Linked DNA regions of Homo sapiens: region 2 is linked to region 1. Evidence: chromatin loops called from intact Hi-C (ENCODE). Cell type or tissue: chondrocyte. All regions are shown on one strand. Links, peaks and the distances in the headings refer to the core of each region. The heading gives the core; the rest is flanking DNA. Region 1 holds the start of HLA-A (major histocompatibility complex, class I, A). Region 2 has its middle 13 kb from the start of HCP5B.

The links. Hi-C counts contacts between places; a loop is a spot of excess contacts. Peaks named below come from ENCODE experiments on the same cell type or tissue, not always from the same donor. Only the 100,000 strongest peaks of a DNase experiment are listed, where the experiment ranks them.
Region 2: a loop joins it to region 1, with 4 times the contacts of the local background. A loop is called at or near these places in 35 of 110 quality-filtered maps.

Annotation. Positions count from the first base shown.
Region 1 is chr6:29,937,247-29,948,612 of GRCh38, reverse strand. It overlaps HLA-A (major histocompatibility complex, class I, A), which reads right to left and starts at 6,081. Exons shown (of 8, transcript NM_002116.8): 1 at 5,987-6,081; 2 at 5,587-5,856; 3 at 5,070-5,345; 4 at 4,216-4,491; 5 at 3,997-4,113; 6 at 3,522-3,554; 7 at 3,332-3,379; 8 at 2,743-3,162. The coding sequence starts at 6,059. The coding sequence ends at 3,158. It overlaps LOC124901298 (a long non-coding RNA gene), which reads left to right and starts at 3,020. Exons shown (of 3, transcript XR_007059541.1): 1 at 3,020-3,832. It also overlaps the pseudogene HCG4P5. In chondrocyte, for the core only: a CTCF peak has its summit at 5,780; DNase peaks (open chromatin) are centred at 5,129, 5,732 and 6,122.
Region 2 is chr6:29,880,998-29,893,164 of GRCh38, reverse strand. It overlaps the pseudogene HCG4P7 and the pseudogene HLA-H. Among named protein-coding and RNA genes, the nearest start is that of HCP5B, 13 kb to the right of the region's middle. In chondrocyte, for the core only: a CTCF peak has its summit at 5,161; DNase peaks (open chromatin) are centred at 4,542 and 5,163.

The DNA.
Region 1 (11,366 bases), core at 1,297-9,296:
AAGCATTCTATCTTATCAGGGCCAGTAACATGCTAAAAGTTGCTTCTAACATGGAGCATGTTTCTCTGCTGTGGACTCCATGGCCTTACTCCTGATCCCAGGCCCTGCATTCTGACTTTCCCACTGATGCTTGGTTCAGCTCCATCCTGCTTCTTTCCCCAGACCGCCACCTCCAGCACCAGGGGTCTGAGGGATGGTGACTGACTGCACCACAGCCTGGGTCTGCTGCAGTGTCCTTTCCAGTCCAGGCCCCACTCAAAGCTGGCCTCCTCCTATATCACCCAGAGTGTCAGCCAAAGCAATAAACTTAGATGTGGAATGTGGTGTTGCTAGAACCCAGAGAGGCTCACAAGGTAGTGTGCATCCTTCCTTCTGGTGAGGATGCAAGATGCAAGTGTGTCTTTTACTTTGTGTGTGTGTGTGGCGGCGGGGAGCTCTGCATGCCCCTAACCACTGGACCCATAACACTTCACTGCAGTGGCCACTCTTGAAGCTCTGTAAGTTTTATCTTCACCTTCTGTAGTGCACATGTTTTGCCAGGGAATTCAGCGTACTTTCCTGCTGTTGTTCATCCTTCCCAATTTATGTGATATTGCCAATGAAATGAAGAGATTTAGTATTCTGTGGGATGTCTGATTCGTCCAGGTCTCTTAAGGTGATATTTATAGAAGGTTGAGGAGTTAAGGTAGCCCTGATGCAAGCTATCAATAAATGTATTATAAATCCCATGTGAATGTGAATCATTCCATATCCATCTTCTAAATGAAATGGGAGGGAATGCACTCACCAAATCCACAGCTGCTTGCCATGTGCCTGAGGCCTTATTAATCTCCCCAGGCAGTGATATCCAGCCAGCATGGCAGCTGCAATCAGGACTCCTACTTGGTCAAGTCTGGAGTAATTCCATTCATTCTTTAGCCATATCAGGCTTCTGCAGGTACAGATTGCTGAGTTATATGGAGATAACAGGCAATCCCAACACCACCCCACATCGTTCAGGTCTGTAATGGCAGTGCCACCCCTATAATACCTGCAGTACCCTCCACAAGACCCACCCTGAGGCACAATATTGCTTCTGGTTTGGCTTGGATGAGGGATGTTTCCCTTTGGGCTTCAGCACAGTGAGATCCCTTACTCTCCAGACTAGGGACACAGTGTGGGGTGACTCCAGTTGCCAGTGCATCAAGGCCAATTATGCACTCAGAGAATGGGGAGATAACCAGGACAGGATTTATGGAACTGGTGATTCCACCATGGGGCATAATGTATCTAGGTTTATTCCCTGGCCTCTGTAAGCCCCAGTGTGATGGGGGACATAATGGTGCTGTAGGAATCTGGGCAGCAATGTCAGCTCACACCCAATGTTAATACTTATCCCATCTCCTGATTAAATGGCTATAGGCTCCTTTGCAGAAGGGCTGATGGAATTGTCCCAGCATATAACCATCATCGTGTCCCAAGGTTCTTTCTCTTAGGGATATAGATATGTCCTTAGTCACTGGATTCTGAATCTGAAGCTTGCTCCTCAATTCCACATGCTTATCATAGATATCAAGCAGTGCCCTTGCTGTCTGCCCATCTTTTCTGACCCTGGGACACCACCCTTTATTAACCTTCCCCACAACTCCTTGAAGGTCAAGCCCCCTTGGCTGATACTCTGGGTTATCACAGTAAATGTGCCCTCTATCTTTTGCAGGTCACTGAAAAGGAGGGTTCCTAAAGCATTCACTCCTGACCCTGAGGGAGGTGGGTGCACTCACTCCAGGACTCAGGTTCACCACAGATAAGCAAAAAAGTCCTCACATTCAAAATTGTCCTGGGCCACATGCAGCCCACGAGCCGCGGGTTGGACAAGCCTGCATCTAGAACGTATGCACCATAACCCCAGACATTTTTCTGTTTTTACTTTAAGGATGCTTTCTAAATGCAAAAGCAGTCATATCCCTAGCAGACAACAAATGTCAGTTGAATGAATGATCACTGTAGAGCACCTCCCTATTCTAAAGCCCATATCTTTATTAATGTAGCCACAGGGCAAATGCTGTTTTGTGGCAGCTAAAGAACATAAGTTCACGTGGACATCCATGCCGCCAGTGCTTTTCTCACCAGGGCTGCTTGTATGTCCTCCCTCCTCCCACACCAACCCTCCTGCACACTTCAGCACAAAACCATATATTTCTCTTCAGGAACAATAACCCTAGCCTTATGGGTACAATTTTCCAACCACATATGAATCTAAATTAGACTCTGCTTTATAAATCTATGAGTTTGGATTGGAGCCAGCACTAGGATTACTACAACTCAGAGCAGGAAGAAGAGTAGGAGGGCAGAAGAGGAGTTCCAACAGAAAGTTAACCATGATGAGAAACTATGGGACCCCTCCTCTCTGCAAATGTCACAATCTGGTTCCTTTAAAAAGATTGGAGAAAAATCGAAAATACCATTAAGGAAAAAGCCCTGGGAGGAAGGCAAGACCTGGACAGGTCTGAAAATTTGTCTCTTGATACCACAAGGAGATTTGTATGCAGGGACCACCCTAGGTGACATCCAACTCCCTGTGATCACAGGTCTTGGTGGGACAAGGTTCTACTGAAGGGCCAAGGACAATGGAGCAGCAAAGATGACCCAGGTGAGCTGTGACCACATAAAGCCCATGGTGGCCAGAACAGAAACTGGGCACAGCCCCATCTACTCTCCTCCCCTGCAACAAATCAGCACAAGAAACACGTGGACTCTGGAAGGTTCTCATGTCTTCCATTTATTTTGTCTCTCAAATTTTAGGAATCTTCTCCTTTAATTAACTCATCAACCTCTCATGGCAAGAATTTGAGAAAGTAAATTTATACTAAGGTTCTAATTTTAATAGGGAAGGAAGAAGTTACAGCTCAGTGCACCATGAAGTTGAGACAGAGATGGAGACACCTCAGCCCCACCTCTCTGGAACAGGAAAGATGATTGGGGAGGGAGCACAGGTCAGCGTGGGAAGAGGGTCATGGTGGACATGGGGGTGGGGTGGTCTCCCCACCTCCTCACATTATGCCTACACGAACACAGACACATGCAGGTGCCTTTGCAGAAACAAAGTCAGGGTTCTTCAAGTCACAAAGGGAAGGGCAGGAACAACTCTTGCCTCTCAGTCCCACACAAGGCAGCTGTCTCACACTATAGAAAAAAATATTCATGAACAAATTCATATCCATCACAGTGAGGGGTCACACCTTAAACAGCCCATCGCATGCTCAATACATCCAATGCAAAGAAACCCCATAGCACAGCTGTGTCCACTGTTCCGCCCAACACCCAACACACATTAGGTCCTCCAAGCTCTCACCTTTACAAGCTGTGAGGGACACATCAGAGCCCTGGGCACTGTCACTGCCTGGGGTAGAACAAAAACAGAACCTGGTCAGATCCCACAGAAGATGTGGCTAGAGGAGGAATTGTGAGGTGGGTGGGCTCCCCCATGGGCTCCCAAACACAATATCCCAAGGACCTCAGGCATCAGCCTCCTTCATACTTACTTGCAGCCTGAGTGTAACTCCCTCCTTTTCTATCTGTGAGAAGAAAATGTCCTGTGAGATACCAGAAAGGAGCCAGGGCCTTAAGGTCCTAGAGGAACCTCCTAGTCTTGGACCCCAGAGAAGTTTCCAGAAATGTGTGACTGCAGACCCAGGGCGGGATCAGGAAACATGAAGAAAGCAGGTGTGGGTCCTGGACCAATAGCCCTCCTGAGGTCTGTCCTCAGGGACCTTCCCCTGTGACTTGTGACTGCTGGGATCAGGTCCCATCACCGCCGTAATCAAGGTGATAAATCTGTCCTTCATTTTAACAGGTGCTTTACAAAAGAGTAAGTGCTGGCACACAGGGCCCAGACTGGGTAGGCCCATGATTGTGGACGGTGCTTCCCAGTAATGAGACAGGGCACATTTCTAGCTGGGGCTTGGAACCCTCAGTGAGACAAGAAATCTCAGACCCCACCCTTCACCCCTTCTCCACCTGAGCTCTTCCTCCTCCACATCACGGCAGCGACCACAGCTCCAGTGATCACAGCTCCAAGGAGAACCAGGCCAGCAATGATGCCCACGATGGGGATGGTGGGCTGGGAAGACAGCTCTGGGAAAAGAGGGGAAGGTGAGGGGCCCTGACCCTGCTAAAGGTCTCCAGAGAGGCTCCTGCTTTCCCTAAGAGACATGACACCCCCATCTCCCTCCTTACCCCATCTCAGGGTGAGGGGCTTGGGCAGACCCTCATGCTGCACATGGCAGGTGTATCTCTGCTCCTCTCCAGAAGGCACCACCACAGCCGCCCACTTCTGGAAGGTTCCATCCCCTGCAGGCCTGGTCTCCACGAGCTCCGTGTCCTGGGTCTGGTCCTCCCCATCCCGCTGCCAGGTCAGTGTGATCTCCGCAGGGTAGAAGCCCAGGGCCCAGCACCTCAGGGTGGCCTCATGGTCAGAGATGGGGTGGTGGGTCATATGTGTCTTGGGGGGGTCTGACGGGAAGAGTCAGAAAATTCAGGCATTTTGCATCTGTCATGGGACACTCCACCAGCACGCATGTGGCCATCTTGAGAATGGACAGGACACCCGGGATGGGGAAGAGAGCACAGAACCCAGACACCAGCCTGGACACAGGCACCTGGGATAATCTTCTATTCCCTGAGAAGGGAACAGCGACTTCTGGTCCTGACCTGAGTGGAGGCTGAGGGACTCAGAAGTGCTGGACTCAGACCCCCACACACATTGAGTGTGAAGCAGAGAACAAGGCCTGAGAGGAAAAGTCACGGGCCCAAGGCTGCTGCCGGTGTCAAAGGGAACCACTCATCAGTATTCGAGGGATCGTCTTCCCGTCACTCCTTCAGAGATTTTATCCCTTAATTGTGTCAGAGAGCAGGGCGGAACCTCAGAGTCACTCTCTGGTACAGGATCTGGAACCCAGGAGGATTCCTCTCCCTCAGGACCAGAGGGAGGGTGATATTCTAGTGTTGGTCCCAATTGTCTCCCCTCCTTGTGGGAGGCCAGCCCGGGAGATCTACAGGCGATCAGGGAGGCGCCCCGTGGCCCCTGGTACCCGTGCGCTGCAGCGTCTCCTTCCCGTTCTCCAGGTATCTGCGGAGCCACTCCACGCACGTGCCATCCAGGTAGGCTCTCAACTGCTCCGCCTCATGGGCCGCCTCCCACTTGCGCTTGGTGATCTGAGCCGCCATGTCCGCCGCGGTCCAAGAGCGCAGGTCCTCGTTCAGGGCGATGTAATCCTTGCCGTCGTAGGCGTCCTGCCGGTACCCGCGGAGGAAGCGCCCGTCCGACCCCACGTCGCAGCCATACATTATCTGGATGGTGTGAGAACCTGGCCCCGACCCCGCGGTCAGCCCAGTCCCCCGAGCCCCGCCCAGCCCCGACCAACCCGGGGGGATTTTTGGCCTAAACTGAAAATGAAACCGGGTAAAGGCGCCTGGGCCTCTCCCGGGGCAAGGGTCTCGGGGTCCCGCGGCTTCGGGGTGGATCTCGGACCCGGAGACTGTGGGCGACCTGGCCCGTCCGTGGGGGATGAGGGGTCCTGACCTGCGCCCCCGGCCGGGGTCACTCACCGGCCTCGCTCTGGTTGTAGTAGCCGCGCAGGGTCCCCAGGTCCACTCGGTCAGTCTGTGACTGGGCCTTCACATTCCGTGTCTCCTGGTCCCAATACTCCGGCCCCTCCTGCTCTATCCACGGCGCCCGCGGCTCCATCCTCTGGCTCGCGGCGTCGCTGTCGAACCGCACGAACTGCGTGTCGTCCACGTAGCCCACGGCGATGAAGCGGGGCTCCCCGCGGCCGGGCCGGGACACGGATGTGAAGAAATACCTCATGGAGTGGGAGCCTGGGGGCGAGCAGTGGCTGAGACCTGCCCGACCCTCGTCCCGGCGCGGCTCCCCCGGTCCTGCGCCCCCGCCAGGAGGGCCCCTTGCTTCTCCCCGCAGAGGCGGTTTCCCTCCCGACCCCGCACTCACCCGCCCAGGTCTGGGTCAGGGCCAGGGCCCCCGAGAGTAGCAGGAGGAGGGTTCGGGGCGCCATGACGGCCATCCTCGGCGTCTGGGGAGAATCTGAGTCCCGGTGGGTGCGTGCGGGCTTTAGAACAGCGACCGCGACGACACTGATTGGCTTCTCTGGAAACCCGACACCCAATGGGAGTGAGAACTGGGTCCGCGTCGTGAGTATCCAGGATGAAGGACCCTACGTAGGTTGGGAGAGGGAGAAAAGAAACTGCGGAGTTGGGGAATCCCCAAGGCTGGGACTCCCCAATCCATACACCGCCTTCGGGGCCTGAGACTCTGAGAGCCACGCCTGGGGCCCTGGGACTTCGCCCTGACCCCTCTGCTCCTGTGCGAAGCGCTCTGTCTCAATGTCTCCCTGAGTCTTGGCCCAGGAGCTGTCTGAGAAACAAGGGAGAAACCCTCGGCATGGGCCCCGTCCCTCTCCTTTCACTTTTCATCCCATTATCTCTGTCCCTGAACTGGACTCCCTGACTCCCACTCCTTACCTGTCCACCTGGACTCTTCTAGAAGAAAAATCACCCCATGGAGTTTGGTGCCAGAGAGTAAGCTTGATCTGGGAATGGAGGTGTAGATTTTTGTTGTTGTTGTTTTTGTTTTTAATCCGGAAAAGTTGTGCCTGAGTGCATGAGACAGAATAGAGACCAATTTGCTCTTTGTTTATTAACTACAGTGGGTAGCAGAATCTTGGTAACCCCTGAATGATCAGGAATCTAATAGGTAAAAAATGTGACTTTGGCCCCTTAATGTATAAATGTGTCCAAAAGCATTACAACAGGACTCACAAAGCTACTAAGTTGCACTTTCCCAGACAATGTATCTGTGACTCCTGCTTGTCTTACTTTAAATTTGCCATCATTCCTTAGCTCTGAGTTTCTGTGTGAGTCCACGACATCTCCTCAATACAAAGTAGCCACTGTGTTCCTATATGTTGCAACCAGAAGCCATTACAGGCTTTATTCACCTCAAAGTTGCAACTGTTCAAGGCAGTCACAATGCCCCTCACTAGTGCTCATGCACTGCCTGTTTTTAGGAAGTATCCACTTCTAAGTGTTGTGTATATTTTATAGGAACACTTAGTAATTTTTAAACCTGATTAACATAAAAAATAGTTTTTAGGCAGACCCACATGAGGTATTAAAAGACAACTGCCAAGGACACCCTCCTAGGCTCTGTAGATTGATGTATTAAAATCCATAAAACAATGTCTTTAAACCTAAGAATTCTGCTGCTTTCAAATTCTTTCCTCTGCTCCTTTTCCTCACCTCCTGCTTCTCCAGCCCTTCCCTCCATCCTTCTCATCCTTCAGGCCCTCCTCTCCCCTTAGTTCCCACCACACTGTCACTCATGAATTGTGACACTAGCACTGTCCCATGACCTGCTACGTAACTGTTCTTTTCACAGTGGCCCTGCTCCTGTGAGTCGGAGTGTGTCATTTCTCCACTTAAAACACTCCAGTGTCTCCACCTCGGTCTTGTGAAGCTTCTGGAGTGTCAGGCACTTGAGCATATGAGGGGATACCTCGTTCATTGTAGGGACTAAGTTAATTTTTGTTGACTTAATGAATGAAATATGAGTGTATTAAATTGCATCACAGATAATTATAAACTGTAAAACACTGAAAAAGTTCAGAAAGATTTTATTTTATGCAACTAGTGTGTATATCAATTCATCAATTCATTCGCACACTACCATGCCTGGCAAAACAACACACATTTATCTGCTTATAGTTCCTTGGTCAGAAATCTGGGCAAGATGTGGATAGAATCTCCATTCTGGGCTTCCAAAAGCTGTGTTTTCATTTTGAATCCTCCTTCGGGTTTATACAGAGGTGGCAGAATGCAGTTTCTTGCAGTTGTAAGACTGAGGTCCCTGTTCCTGGCTAGCTGTCAATGTAGAGAACTGGGAGGGGCTCAATTCCCGGTGCTCACCAGCGTTCTTTCCTACACAGCCCCTTAATTTTTCTTTTTTTTTTTTTTTTTGAGACGGAGTCTGGCTCTGTAGCCCAGGCTGGGGTACAGTGGCCCAATGATCTCTGCTCACTACAAGCTCCGCCTCCTGGGTTCACACCATTCTCCTGTCTCAGTCCCAAGTAGCTGGGACTACAGGCGCCCACCACTATGCTCTAATTTTTTTTTTCTTAGTAGAGACAGGGTTTCACCTTGTTAGCCAGGATTGTCTCGACCTCCTGACCTCATGATCCGCCCGCCTCGGCCTCCCAAAGTGTCGGGATTACAGGCGTGAGCCACCGCGCCCGGCCCATAGCCCCTTCCTTTTCAAAGCCCATGGTGGAGGAAACCCCTCATGCTGAGTCCCTTTCACACTGTAAGTCTCTATGCTCATGAAGAACCCAGTCCTTTCAAGGACTCACCTGATTAGGACAGTCCAAGCAGGATAAACCCAGCATAAAGTCAACTAATTGAGACCCTTAATTATATCTGCTAAATCCCTTCACAGCAGCACCTACATTAGAGTTGGTTGAATAACTGGAGGAAGGTGAATGACCAGGAGCTGCTTGTTGAGGCCATCATAGAATCAGCCTAGCAAGGGTTGGATCTTCCTTTTGTGTTTAATTGGGACACAGTTGGAAAGTGAAGTTCAAGTAACGTGATCATTGTGAATGGTCATAAAATACATCCTCTTCAGCCATGGAAATTGTCCTTACTTTTTAAAACTAAGTTACATGTTTAATATCTTATAATTAATTTAGGCCAGGTGTGGTGGCTCACATCTGTCATCCTAGCACTGTGGAAGGCAGAGGAATGGAGATTTGTTGACTCCAGAAGTTCAAGATCAGCCTGGGCAAAACCTCCATCTATACAAAAAATTAGAAAATTAGCCAGGCATGGTAGTTCATGATGGTAGTCGCAGCTACTCAGGAGGCTGAGGTCAGAGAGTCCCTTGACCCCAGGCGTTCGACACTGCAGTGCATGGTGATCATGCCACTGCATTCCAGCCTGGGTGACAGAGCAAGACCCTGTCTCAAAAATAATAATGATGATGATGACACATTTAGAGCAAATGCAATTTGATGTGTAATAATACATCCTCTCTTGTGAAAATATATTATTTACTGTTGCATAACAAATTACGTAAAACTTAGCTCGAAACAACAAATGTTTCTCATCTCCCACAGTTTCCAATCGTCAGGAATCCAGGAGAGGTTTCCCTGAGTGCTTCCTGCTCAGGGCCTCTCACAAGGTTGCACTCCAGTTGTCAGCCAGGGGCCGCAGCATCTGAGGGCTTCGCTGGGGCTGGGAATTCACAAGAAACATGGATCAGTCACATGGCTGTTGGAAAAGGCCTGGTTCCTTGTTGTCTGTTCCCAGAAGGCCTCAGTTCTCAGTCATGTGGACCTTCCTGCAGGGCTGCTTATGGCACAGCGGCTGGCTTCCCCCAGAGCTCATGATCCCAGATTCAGAGAGAGAGAAGGTGGAAGCCGCAGTTAGTTTTATGTTCTACACCCAGAGTCACAAACTGTTATGTTGGCACTATTCTATAAGTTAGAAGTTGTATTAGTCCATTCTCACACTGCTATAAAGAAATACCTGAGACTGGGTAATTTATAAAGGAAAGAGGTTTAATTGACCCACAGTTCTGCATGACTGAGGAGGCTGCCCCAGGAAACTTACAGTCATGGCAGAAGTGGAAGCAAACCCGTCCTTCTTCATGTGGTGACAGGAGAGAGAAATGCACAATGAAGCAGGGAAAAGCCCCTTATAAAACCATCAGATCTCATGAGAATTCCCTCAGCATCAGGAGAACAGCATGGGGGCACCGTCCCCATGATCCAATCAACTCCCATGAGGTCCCTCCCCCAATAGGTAGGGATTACAATTTGCATAACAACTCAAGATGAGATTTGGGTGGGAACACAGAACCAGGCCATTTCAGAAGTGCCTCATTAAGTCCAAGCCACACTCAAGAGAGGGAATTAAGCTGCACCTCTAGAAAGGAACAGTATCAAAGGATTTGAATATATGTTAAAAGCAAAATTATAACTATTGTTTCAGGTTTCTGAAAATCAAAGTCTTCTTGTATCTAATTATTTTTCATTAACTCTTTAAGCTTGTCTTTTAATTTAATTTTTTTTTAAGTTCCAGGGTACATGTGTAGGATGTGCAGGTTTGTTACATAGGTAAATGTGTGCCATGTTGGTTTGCTGCACCTGTCAACTCATCACCTAGGTATTAACCCTGGCATGCATTAGCTATTTTTGCTAATGATCCTCCCATCACCACCCTCCCCCAACAGGCCCCAGTGTGTGTTGTTCCTCTCCCTGTGTCCATGTGTTCTCATTGCTCAGTTCCCAGTTATATATGAGAACATGTGGTGTTTGGTTTTCTGTTCCTGTGTGAGTTTGCTGAGGATAATGGCTTCCAGCTTCATCCATATCCCTGCAAAGGACTTGATCTCCTTCCTTTTTATGGCTGCATAATATTCCATGGTGTATATGTACCATATTTTCTTTATCCAGACCATCATTGATGGGCATTTGGGTTGATTCCATGTCTTTGCTATTGTGAATAGTGCTGCCATGAATGTAAACATGCATATGTCTTTATAATAGAATGATTTATATTCCTTTGGGTATATACCCTGCAATGGGATTGCTGGGTCAAATGGTATTTCTGGTTCTAAATCTTTGAGGAATCGCCACACTGTCACTGTCTTCCACAATGGATTAACCATTTACTTTTCCACCAACAGTGTAAAAGCATTCCTATTTCTCCGCAACCTTGCCAGCATCTGTTGTTTCTTGACTATTTAATAATTGCCATTCTGACTGGCATAAAATGGTATCTCATTTGTCGTTTTGATTTGCATTTCTCTAATGATCAGTGATGGGAGCTTTCTTTTTCATATTTTTGTTGGCCACATGTATGTCTTCTTTAGAAGTGTCTGTTCATGTTCTTTGTCCACTTTTTAATGAAGTTTTTTTTCATGTAAATTTGCTTAAGTTCTTTGTGGATTCTGAATACTAGACTTTTGTCAGATGAACAGATGGCAAAATTTTTCTCCCATTCTGTAGCATGTCTGTTCACTCTGATTGATGATAGTTTCTTTTGCTGTGCAGAAAAAAATTGCCTAATCTGATTGCTTTTCATTTACAAAAATGAGAATCTCATACTTCAGTTAACACATCTAGCTTAGCATGATGCCAATAACTTTGGCTTGATGCTGTAGCCCGAAATGGTTAGCTTGAATTGAGAGACAAGTTATTTTCAAAAACTGGCTATCCAATGGGCATTCTATAACACACTTAACATCTTTTGTTGTGGTATTGAATGAGATGTGATAGAAGTGATTTGGACACCACTATGATTCTAAATAGCAC
Region 2 (12,167 bases), core at 1,779-9,778, 56 kb after region 1:
AACTCAGCATACTTTCCTCCTCTTGCTCATCCATCCCAATCTATGTGATATTGCCAATGAAATGAAGAGATTTAGTATTCTGTGAGATGTCTGATTTGTCCAGATCTCTTAAGGTGATATTTATAGAAGGTTGAGGAGTTAAAGTAGCCCTGAGGCAAGCTATCAATAAATGTATTATAAATCCCATGTGAATGTGAATCATTCCATATCCATTTTCTAAATGGAATGGGAAAGAATGCACTCACCAAATGCATGGCTGTTTGCCATGTGCCTGAGGCCTTATTAATCTCCCCAAGCAGTGATATCCAGCCAGCATGGCAGCTGCAATCAGGACTCCTACTTGGTCAAGTCTGGAGTAATTCCATTCATTCTTTATCAGGCTTCTTCAGGGATAGACTGCTGAATTATATGGAGATAATAGGCAATCCCAACACCACCCCCCATCCTTCAGCTCTCTAATGGCAGTGCCACCCCTACAATATCTGCAGTACCCTCCTGAAGTCCCACCTGGGGCGCAATATTGCTTCTGGCTTGGTTGGGATGAGGGAAGTTTTAGATGATGATTCCCTTTGGGCTTCAGCACAATGATAGCCCTTACTCTCCAGACTAGGGATGTAGTGTGGGGGTGACCCTCTTTGCCAGTGCATCAAGGCCAATTATGCATGTGGAGAATGGGGAGATAACCAGGACTGGGTTTATGAACCCAGTGGTCCCACAGTGGGCCATAATGTGTCCAGGTTTACTTCCTGGCCTCCTTAAGCCCCACTGTGGATTCTGAATCTGAAGCTTGGCTGAAGTCTAGGAATTGAGACTGGGATCATGACTTTGTATTTAGTCAAACACCCTCAGTCTCCTGCTCCTCAATTCTTGCATTCCCATCATAGATATGAAGCAGTGCCCTCGCTGGCTGCCCATCTGTTCTGACGCTGGGACACCACCTTTTACTAACCTTTCCCAAAACTCCATGAAGGTTGAGCCCCTTTGGCTGCTACTCTGGGTTCTCACAGTAACTGTGCCCTCTATCTTTTGCAGGTCACTGCAAAGGAGGGTTCCTAAAGCATTCACTCCTGATCCTGAGGGAGGTGGGTGCACTCACTCCAGGTCTCAGGTCCGCCACAGAAAAGCAAAAACTCCTCACATTCAAAACTGTCCTGGGCCACATTCAGCCTGCGAGCTATGGGTTGGACAAGCTAGCATCTAGAACATATGTACCACAACGCCAGAAATTTTTCTATTTTCACCTTAATGATGCTTTCTAAATGCAAAAGCAGTCATATCCCTAGCAGACAACAAATGTCAGTTGAATGAATGATCACTGTAAAGCACTTCTCTATTCTGAAGCCAATATCTTTGTTAAGGTAGCCTCAGGGCAAATGCTGTTTTGTGGCAGCTAAAGAACAACATCATCTCATGTGGACATCGATGCCGCCAGTGCTTTTCTCACTAGGACTGCTTGTGTGTCCTCCCTCCCTCCCTACCTCCTCCCACACCAACCCTCTTGCACACTGCAGCACACAACCATATTTTTCTCTTCAGGAAAGATAACCCTAGGCTTATGGGTACAATTTTCCAACCACGTATGAATCTAAATTAGACTCTGCTTTGTAAATCCATGAGTTTGGATTGGAGCCAGCACTAGGATTACTACAACTCAGGGAAGGAAGAAGAGTAAGAGAGCAGAAGAGGAGCTCCAACAAAAAGTTCACTATGATGAGAAACTATGGGACCCCTCCTCTCTGCAAATTTTAGAATCTGCTTCCTTTAAAAAGATTGGAGGCAAGATGAAAAATACAATCCAGGAAAGAGCCCTGGGAGGAGGGCAAGAGCTGGACAGGTCTGAAAATTAGTCTCTTGATACCACAATGAGATTTGTATGCAGGGACCACCGTAGGTGACATCCAAGTCCCTGTGATCACAGGTGGTGGTAGGACAAGGTTCTACTGAAGGGCCAAGGAGAATGAAGGAGCAAAGATGACCCAGCTGAGCAGTGACCACATAAAGTCCATACTGGCCTGAGCACCCACTAGGCACAGCCCCATCTATTCTCCTCCCCTGCAACAAATCAGCACAAGAAACACATGGACTCTGGAAGGTTCTCATGTGTTCCATTTATTTTGTCTCTCAAATTTTAGGAATCTTCTCCTTTAATTAAGTCATCAACCTCTCATGGCAAGAATTTGAAAAAGTAAATGTTTACTCAGATTCTAATTTTAAGAGGGAAGTAAGAAGTTACAGCTCAGTGCACATAAAGTTGAGAAAAAGATGGAGACATCTCAGCCCCTCCTCTCTGGAACAGGAAAGATGATTGGGGAGGGAACACAGATCAGCGTGGGGAAGAGGGTCATGGTGGACATGAGGGTGGGTTGGTCTCCCCTCCTCCACACATTATGCCTACAGGAACACAGACACATTCAGGTGCCTTTGTAGAAAGAAAGTCAGGGTTCTTCAAGTCACAAAGGGAAGGCAGGAACAACTCTTGCCTCTCAGTCCCACACAAGGCAGCTGTCTCACACTATAGAAAAAATATTCATGAACAAATTCATATCTGTCCCAGTAATGGATGACACTTTGGCAGCCCATCGCATGCTCAAAACATCAAATTCAAAGAACCCCATAGCACAGCTGTGTCCACTGTTCCCCCCCAACATCCCCCACACATCAGGCCCCCCAAGGTCTCACCTTTCAAGCCGTGAGAGACACATCAGAGCCCTGGGCACTGTTGCTGCCTCGAGTAGAATAAAAACAGGACCTGGTCAGATCCCACAGTAGATGTGGCTAGAGGAAGAATTGTGGGGTGGGTGAGCTCCCCCATGGGCTCCCAAACACAATATCCAAAGGATTTCAGGGATCAGCCTCCTTCATACTTACTTGCAGCCTGAGAGTAGCTCCCTCCTTTTCTATCTGTGGGAAGAAAATGTCCTGTGAGATGCCAGAAAGAAGCCAGGGCCATAAGGTCCTAGAGGAACCTCCAAGTCTCGGACCCCAGAGAAGTTTCCAGAAATGTGCAACTGCAGACCCAGGGTGGGATCAGGAAACATGAAGAAAGCAGATATGGGTCCTGGACCAACCGCCCTTCTGAGGTCTGTCCTTGGGGACCTTCCCCTGTGACTTGTGACTGCTGGGATCAGGTCCCATCACCACAGTCATCAAGGTGATAAATCTGTCCCTCATTGTAACAGGTGCTTTACAAAAGAGTAAGTGCTGGCACACACGGCCCAGGCTGGGTAGGCCCATGAGTGTGGATGGTGCTTCCCAGTAACCAGGCAGGGCACTTCTACCTGGGGCTTGGAACTCTCAGTGAGACAAGAAATCTCAGACCACACTCCTCACCCCTTCCTTACCTGAGCTCTTCTTCCTCCACATTACAGCAGCGACCACAGCTCCAGTGACCACAGCTACAAGTAGAACCAGGCCAGCAACGATGCCCACGATGGGGACGTTGGGCTGGGAAGATGGCTCTGGGAAAAGGGGGGAAGGTGAGGGACCCTGACCCTGCTAAAGCTCTCCAGAGAGGCTCCGGCTTTCCCTAAGAGACATGACACCCCCATCTCCCTCCTTACCCCATCTCAGGGTGAGGGGCTCGGGCAGACCCTCATGCTGCACATGGCAGGTGTATCTCTGCTCCTCTCCAGAAGGCACCACCACAGCCGCCCACTTCTGGAAGGTTCCATCCCCTGCAGGCCTGGTCTCCACGAGCTCCGTGTCCTGGGTCTGGTCCTCCCCATCCCGCTGCCAGGTCAGTGTGATCTCCGCAGGGTAGAAGCCCAGGGCCCAGCACCTCAGGGTGGCCTCATGGTCAGAGATGGGGTGGTGGGTCATATGTGTCTTGGGGGGGGTCTGACGGGAAGAGTCAGAAAATTCAGGCATTTTGCATCTGTCATGGGACACTCCTCCAGCACGCATGTGGCCATCTTGAGAATGGACAGGATGCCTGGGGTGGGGAAGGGAGCACAGAACCCAGACAACAGCCTGGACACAGGCACCTGGGATAATCTCCTATTCCGTGGAAAATTCTAGTCCCTGAAGAGGGAACAGCGACTTCTGGTCCTGACCTGAGTGGAGGCTGAGGGACTCAGAAGAGCTGGACTCAGACCCCCACGCACATTGAGTGTGAAGCAGAGAACAAGGCCTGAGAGGAAAAGTCACGGGGCCCAAGGCTGCTGCCAGTGTCAAAGGGAACCACTCATCAGTATTCCAGGGATTGTCTTCCCTTCATTTCCTCACAGATTTCATCCCTTAATTGTGTCAGAGAGCAGGGCGGACCCTCAGAGTCACTCTCTGGAAACCCAGGAGGATTCTTCTCCCTCAAGACCAGAGGGAGGGCGATATTATAGTGTTGGTCCCATTTGTCTCCCTTTCTTGTGGGAGGCCAGCCCCGGAGATCTACAGGCGATCCGGGAGGCGCCCTGTGGCCCCTGGTACCCGCGCGCTGCAGCGTCTCCTTCCCGTTCTCCAGGTATCTGCGGAGCCACTCCACGAACTCGCCCTCCAGGTAGGCTCTCAGCTGCTCCGCCCGACGGGCCGCCTCCCACTTGCGCTTGGTGATCTGAGCTGCCATGTCCGCCGCGGTCCAGGAGCGCAGGTCCTCGTTCAGGGCGATGTAATCCTTGCCGTCGTAGGCGTGCTGTTCATACCCGCGGAGGAAGCGCCCGTCGGGCCCCACGTCGCAGCCATACATCACCTGCATGGTGTGAGAACCTGGCCCCGCCCCCGCGGTCAGCCCGGTCCCCCGAGCCCCGCCCTGCCCCGACCAACCCGCGGGGGTTTTGGCCTAAACTGAAAATGAAACCGGGTAAAGGCGCCTGGGCCTCTCCCAGGTCAAGGGTCTCGGGGTCCCGCGGTTTCGGGGTGGATCTCGGACCCAGAGACTCGAGGCGACCCGGCCCTCCGTGGGGGATGGGGAGGGGTCGTGACCTGCGCCCCGGGCCGGGGTCACTCACCGCCCTCGCTCTGGTTGTAGTAGCGGAGCGCGATCCGCAGGTTCTCTCGTTCAGTCTGTGCCTGGGCCTTGCAGATCTGTGTGTTCCGGTCCCAATACTCTGGCCCCTCCCGCTCCATCCACGGCGCCCGCGGCTCCTCTCTCGGACTCGCGTCGTCGCTGTCGAACCGCACGAACTGCGTATCGTCCACGTAGCCGACGGAGATGAAGCGGGGCTCCCCGCGGCCGGGCCGGGACATGGTGGTGTAGAAATACCTCATGGAGTGGGAGCCTGGGAGCGAGGAGGAGCTGAGACCGGCCCGACCCTCCTCCCTGCGCGGATCCCCGGGTCCTGCGCCCCCGCCGGGCGGGCCCCTCGCTCCTCCCGACCATTTCCCTGCAGACCCTGCACTCACGCGCCCAGGTCTGGGTCAGGGTCAGGGCCAGGGCCCCTGAGAGCAGCAGGAGGAGGGTTCGGGGCGCCATGAGCACCATCCTCGGCGTCTGGGGAGAATCTGAGTCCCGGTGGGTGCGTGGGGACTTTAGAACCGGGACCGCGGCGGCACCGATTGGCTTCTCTAGAAACCCGACACCTAGTGGGAATGAGAACTGTGTCCGCTTCGTGAGTATCAAGGAAGAAGGACCCGTCGCAGGTTGTGAGAAGAAGAGAAACTGCGGAGGTGGCGAATCCCTAAGGCGGGGCATCCCCAATCCATACACCGCCTTCGGGGCCTGAGACCCTGAGAGCCACGCCTGGGGCCCTGGGACTTCGCCCTGACCCCGCTCCTCCTGTGCCAAGCGCTCTGTCTCAGTGTTTCCCTGAGTCTTGGCCCAGGAGCTGTCTGAGAAACCAGGAAGAAACCCTCGGCATGGGCCCTGTCCCTCTCCCTTCACTTTTCATCCCGGAATCTCCGTCCCTGAACTGGACTCCCTGTCCACCTGGACTCTTCTAGAAGAAAACTCACCCACGGAGTTTGGTGACAGAGAGTGAGCTTGCTCTGGGAATGGAGGTGTAGAAACTGTTTTTTGTTTTCCTTTTTGTTTTTTTTTTTTATTGGGAAAAGTTGTGCCTGAGTGCATGAGACAGAATAGAGACCAGTTTATTTATTTATTTGTTTATTAAATACATTGGATAGCAGAACCTTGGTAACCCCTGAATGATCAGGAATCTAATCGGTAAAAAATGTGACTTTGGCCCCATGATGTATAAATGTGCCCAAAAGCGTTACAACAGGACTCACAAAGCTTCTAAGTTTCACTTTTGCAGTGTACCTGTGACTCCCGCTTGTCATATTTTAAATTTGCCATCATTCCATAGCTTTGAGTTTCTGTGTGAGTCCAGGATATCTCCTCAATACAAAGTAGCACACTGTGTACTTTGCAACCAGGTACGTTACAACCAGGAGTCAGTACAGGCTTTATTCACCTCAAAGTTGCAACTGTTCAATGTAGTCGCAATGCCCCTCACTAGTGCTCATGCACTGTCTGTTTTTAGGAAGTATCCACTGCTAAGTGTTGTGTATATTTTATAGGAACACTTAGTAATTTTTAAACCTGATTAACATTAAAAAATTAGTTTTTAGGCAGACCCACATAAAGTATTAAAGGCCAACTGCCAAGGACATCCTGCAGGGCTCTGTAGATGGATGTATTAAAATCCATAAAACAATGTATTTAAACCTAAGAATTCTGCTGCTTTCGAATTCTTTCCTCTGCTCCTTTTCTTCACCTCCTGCTTCTCCAACCCTTCCCTCCATTCTTCTCATCCTTCAGGCCGTCCTGTCCCCTTAGTCCCCACCACACTGTCACTTGTGAATTGTGACACTAGCACTGTCCCATGACCTGTTACGTGACTGTTCTTTTCACAGTGGTCCTGCTCCTGGGAGTCAGAATGTGTCATCTCTCCACTTAAAACACTCCAGTGTCTCCACCTCGGTCTTGTGAAACTTCTGGAGTGTCAGGCACGTGAGCATATGAGGGGATATCTGGTTTATCGTAGGGACTAAATTAATTTTTGTCGACTGAATGAATGAAATATGAGTGTATTAAATTGCATTACAGATAATTATAAAGTGCAAAACACGGAAGAAGTTCAGAAAGATTTTATTTTATGTAACTAGTGTGCATATCAATTCATCAATTCATTCGTGCACTACCACGCCTGGCGAAACAACACCCATTTATCTGCTTATAGTTCCTTGATCAGAAATCTGGGCAAAATGTGGATGGAATCTCTCTTCTGGGCTTCCAAAAGCTGTGTTTTCATTTTGAATCCTCCTTCAGGCTTATACAGAGGTGGCAGAATGCAGTTTCTGGCAGTTGTAAGACTGAGGTCCCTGTTCCTTGCTGGCTGTCAATGTAGAGAACAGGGAGGGCTGTGCTTGATTCCTGGTCCTCACCAGCATTCTTTCCTACACAGCCCCTTCATTTTTAATTTTATTTATTTATTTTTTTGAGATGGAGTCTCGCTCTGTAGCCCAGGCTTGGGTGCAGTGGCGGGATCTCGGCTTACTGCCAGCTATGGCTCCCGGGTTCACGCCATTCTCCTGTCTCAGCCTCCCAAGCAGCTGGGACTACAGGCACCCGCCACTACGCTTGGCTATTTTTTTTTTTTTTTTTGTATTCTTAGTAGAGACAGGGTTTCACCGTGTTAGCCAGGATGGTCTCGATCTCCTGACCTCGTGATCCGCCCGCCTCATCCTCCCAAAGTGCTGGGATTACAGGCGTGAGCCACCGCACCTGGCCCACAGCCCCTTCATTTTCAAAGCCCATGCTGGAGGAAACCCCTCATGCTGAGTCCCTCTCACACTGTGAGTCTCTATGCTCAGGAAGAACCCAGTCCTTTCAAGGTCTCACCTGATTAGGACAGTCCAAGCAGGATAAACCCAGCCTAAAGTCAACTAATTGAGACCCTTAATTATATCCACTAACTCCCTTCACAGCAGCACCTACATTAGAGTTGATTGAATAACTGGAGGATGGTGAATGACCAGGAGCTGGTTGTTGAGGGCATAATAGAATCAGCCTAGCAAGGGTTGGATCTTCCTTTTGTGTTTACTTCGGACACAGTTGGAAATTGAAGTTCAAGTAAAGTGATCATTGTGAATGGTCATAAAATACATCCTCTTCAGCCATGGAAATTCTCCTTACCTTTTAAAACTAAGTTACGTGTTTAATATCTTATAATTAATTTACGCCAGGTATGGTGGCTCATGCCTGCCATCCTAGCACTGTGGAAGGCAGAGGAAGGCAGATTTGTTGACTCCAGAAGTTCAAGATCAGCCTGGGCAAAACCCCCATCTATACAAAAAATTAGAAAATTAGCCAGGCATAGTAGTTCATGACGGTAGTCCCAGCTACTCAGGAGGCTGAGATCAGTGGGTCCCTTGACCCCAGGAGGTCGACACTGCAGTACATGGTGATCATGCCACTGCACTCCAGCCTGGGTGACAGAGCGAGACCGTGTCTCAAAAATAATAATGATGACGATGATACATTTAAAGCAAATGCAATTTAATGTGTAATAATACATCCTCTCTTGTGAAAGTGTATTATTTATTTACTATTGCATAACAAATTATGTAAAACTTAGCTCAAAACAACAAATATTCCTCATCTGCCGCAGTTTCCAATGGTCAGGAGTCCAGGAGAGGTTTCCCTGAGTGCTTCTTGCTCGGGGCCTCTCACAAGGTTGCAGTACAGTTGTCAGCCAAGGGCTGCATCATCTGAGGGCTTCACTGGGGCTGAGGATTCACATGAAACATGGATCAGTCATATGGCTGTTGGAAAAGGCCTAGTTCTTTGTTGTCTGTTCCCAGAACGCCTCGGTTCTCAGCCACATGGACCTTCCTGCAGGGCTGCTTGTGGCACAGCAGCTGGCTTCCCCCAGAGCTCATGATCCCAGAGACAGAGAGAGAGAAGGTGGAAGCCACAGTGAGTTTTAGGTTCTACACCCAGAGTCACAAACCATTATGTCAGCATTATTCTGTAAGTTAGAAGTTATATTAGTCCATTCTCACACTGCTATAAAGAAATACCTGAGACTGGGTAATTTATAAAGGAGAGAGGTTTAATTGACTCACAGTTCTGCATGGCTGAGGAGCCTGCCCCAGGAAACTTACAGTCATGGCAGAAGTGGAAGCAAACACATCCTTCTTCACATGATGACAGGAGAGAGAAATGCAGAATGAAGCAGGGAAAAGCCCCTTATAAAACCATCAGATTGCATGAGAATTCCCTCAGTATCACGAGAACAGCATGGGGGCACCGCCTCCATTATCCAATCACCTCCCATGTGGTCCCTCCCCCAATAGGTAGGGATTACAATTCGCATAACAATTCAAGATGAGATTTGGGTGGGAACACAGAACCAGGCCATATCAGAAGTGCCTCATTAAGTCCAAGCCACACTCAGGAGAGGGAATTAAGATGCACCTCTGGAAGGGAACAGTATCAAATGTTTTGAATATATGTTAAAAGCAAAATTATAACTATTGTTTCAGGTTTTTGAAAATCAAAGACTTCTTTTATCTAATTATTTTTCATTAACTCTTTCAGCTTGTCTTTTTCTTTAAGCTTGTTTTTTAATTTAATTTTTTTTAAGTTTCAGGGTACACGTGCAGGATGTGCAGGTTTGTTACATAGGTAAACATGTGCCATGTTGGTTTGCTGCACCTGTCAACTCATCACCTAGGTATTAACCCTGGCATGCATTAGCTATTTTTGCTAATGATCCTCCCACCACCACCCTGCCCCAATAGGCCCCAGTGTGTGTTGTTCCTCTCCCTGTGTCCATGTGTTCTCATTACTCAGTTCCCAATTATAAATGAGAACATGTGGTGTTTGGTTTTCCATTCCTGTGTGAGTTTGCTGAGGATAATGGCTTCCAGCTTCATCCATATCCCTGCAAAGGACTTGATCTCATTCCTTTTTATGGCTGCATAATATTCCATGGTGTATATGTACCACATTTTCTTTATCCAGTCCATCATTGATGGGCATTTGGGTTGATTCCATGTCTTTGCTATTGTGAATAGTGCTGCCATGAATGTAAACATGCATATATCTTTATAATAGAATGATTTATATTCCTTTGGGTATATACCCTGTAATGCAATTGCTGGATCAAATGGTATTTCTGATTCTAAATCTCTGAGGAATCACCACATTGTCACTGTCTTCCACAATGGATTAACCAATTTACTTTTCCACCAACAGTGTAAAAGCATTCCTATTTCTCTGCAACCTCGCCAGCATCTGGTGTTTCTTGACTTTTTAATAATTGCCATTCTGACTGGCATGAGATGGTACCTCATTTGTGGTTTTGATTTGCATTTCTCTAATGATCAGCGATGTTGAGCTTTTTTTCGTATTTTTGTTGGCCACATGTATGTCTTCTTTAGAAGTGTCTGTTCAAGTTCTTTGTCTACTTTTTATTGAAGTTTTTTTTCATGTAAATTTGCTTAAGTTCTTTGTGGATTCTGATTACTAGACTTTTGTCAGATGGATAGACTGCAAAATTTTTCTCCCATTCTGTAGGATGTCTGTTCACTGTGATTGATGATAGTTTCTTTTGCTGTGCAGAAAAAAATGCCTAATCAAATTGCTTTTCATTTACAAAAATGTGAATCTCATACTTCAGTAAACACACCTAGCTTAGCATGATGCCAATAATTTTGGCTTGATGCTGTAGCCTGAAATGGTTAGTTCTAATTGAGAAACAAGTTTTTTTCAAAAACTGGCTATTTGATGGGCATTCTATAATAAACTTAACATCTTTTGTTGTGGTATTGAATGAGATGTGATAGAAGTGATTTGGACACCACTGTGATTCTAAATAGCGCTGCTATTACATGCTTCTGAATTTTTTTTTTTCTTTTTAGCAGTCCTATTCTGTTTTCCATTCATATTTGCTATTCCATCACTGGGTATTCCTTCCTACTCTTTTCATGTTTCATTTATTTTGATCAATGATGTGCATTTCCAATCTGTAAAAGTTTATTTCAGTTTAATGTGTGGTAAAATGTAACATCAAATCTTTGCAAGATGAAATTATCTTGCACAGCAGATTGAACATTGTATCATTGAAAATCTAGAGAGATGCCAGGGAGCCAAGGATCAAATGACCTATTTGTAGCCAAGGCCATTTTCATGGCATCCTGGTCCTCTCTGTCACATGGCTCCTTACAATTCTCTGTGGTTTTCTTCCAATGTAAGTAGTTCTTGTTAAGAATCTTTGCAATGAACTTTGAAATTCTTTTCTTTTTCATTTCTATAAAAAACAGGTATATTTTAATTTGGAAAACTCTGTTTAAGGAATTATAATCAAGTATCTACCAGGGTGCCCAGCACTGGTGTAAAACACAAACCTGTAAAGCTACCCTGGGCTGCTACCCAGTCACCCCCTAGAAGGAGACCGTTGGGAGCAAGTCCCCCAAAATCTGGCCATAAACTGGCCCCAAGACTGGCCATAAACAAAATCTCTGCAGCACCATAACATGTTCATAATGGCCCTAACGTCCAAGCTGGAAGGTTGCGGGTTTACGAGAATGAGGGCAAGGAACACCTGGCCTGCCCAGGGCGGAAAACCGCTTAAAGGCATTCTTAAGCCACAAACAATAGCATGAGTGATCTCTGTCTTAAGGGTGTGTTCCTGCTGCAATTAACTAGCCCAACTTATTCCTTTAATTCGGCCCATCCCTTTGTTTCCCATAAGGGATACTTTTAGTTAATTTAATATCTATAGAGACAATGCTAATGACCGGTTTGCTGTTAATAAATATGTGGGTAAATATCTGTTTGGGGCTCTCAGCTCTGAAGACTGTGAGACCCCCAATTTCCCACTTCACACCTCTATATTTCTGTGTGTGTGTCTTTAATTCCTCTAGCACCACTGGGTTAGAGTCTCTCTGACTGACCTGGTCTTGGCAAGTGGTGTCCATTTGTGGGGGCTCATATCCAGGTCGAAGGGTCACCAGAGCAATGGTTGGAATGGGAAACTAGCTGGAGGACACCCGAGTACTCTTAAAGCAATCCCTGTCGTGCGTAAGAAGGGGAGCTCGGAAGTGTCAGGGTAACAATGGGACAGGTATGGGGTCTGGTTCATTTCACCTTGGAACTTTTTCACACTGGTAATGAGGAGGAACAAGAGTATAGCGAAGTAACAGAAGAGGTTACAGAGCATGTTTATTTGCCAGCTAAAGCTAAAGCAGCAAAGGAAGGAGAGATTCATCCCTACCCTTCTGCACCC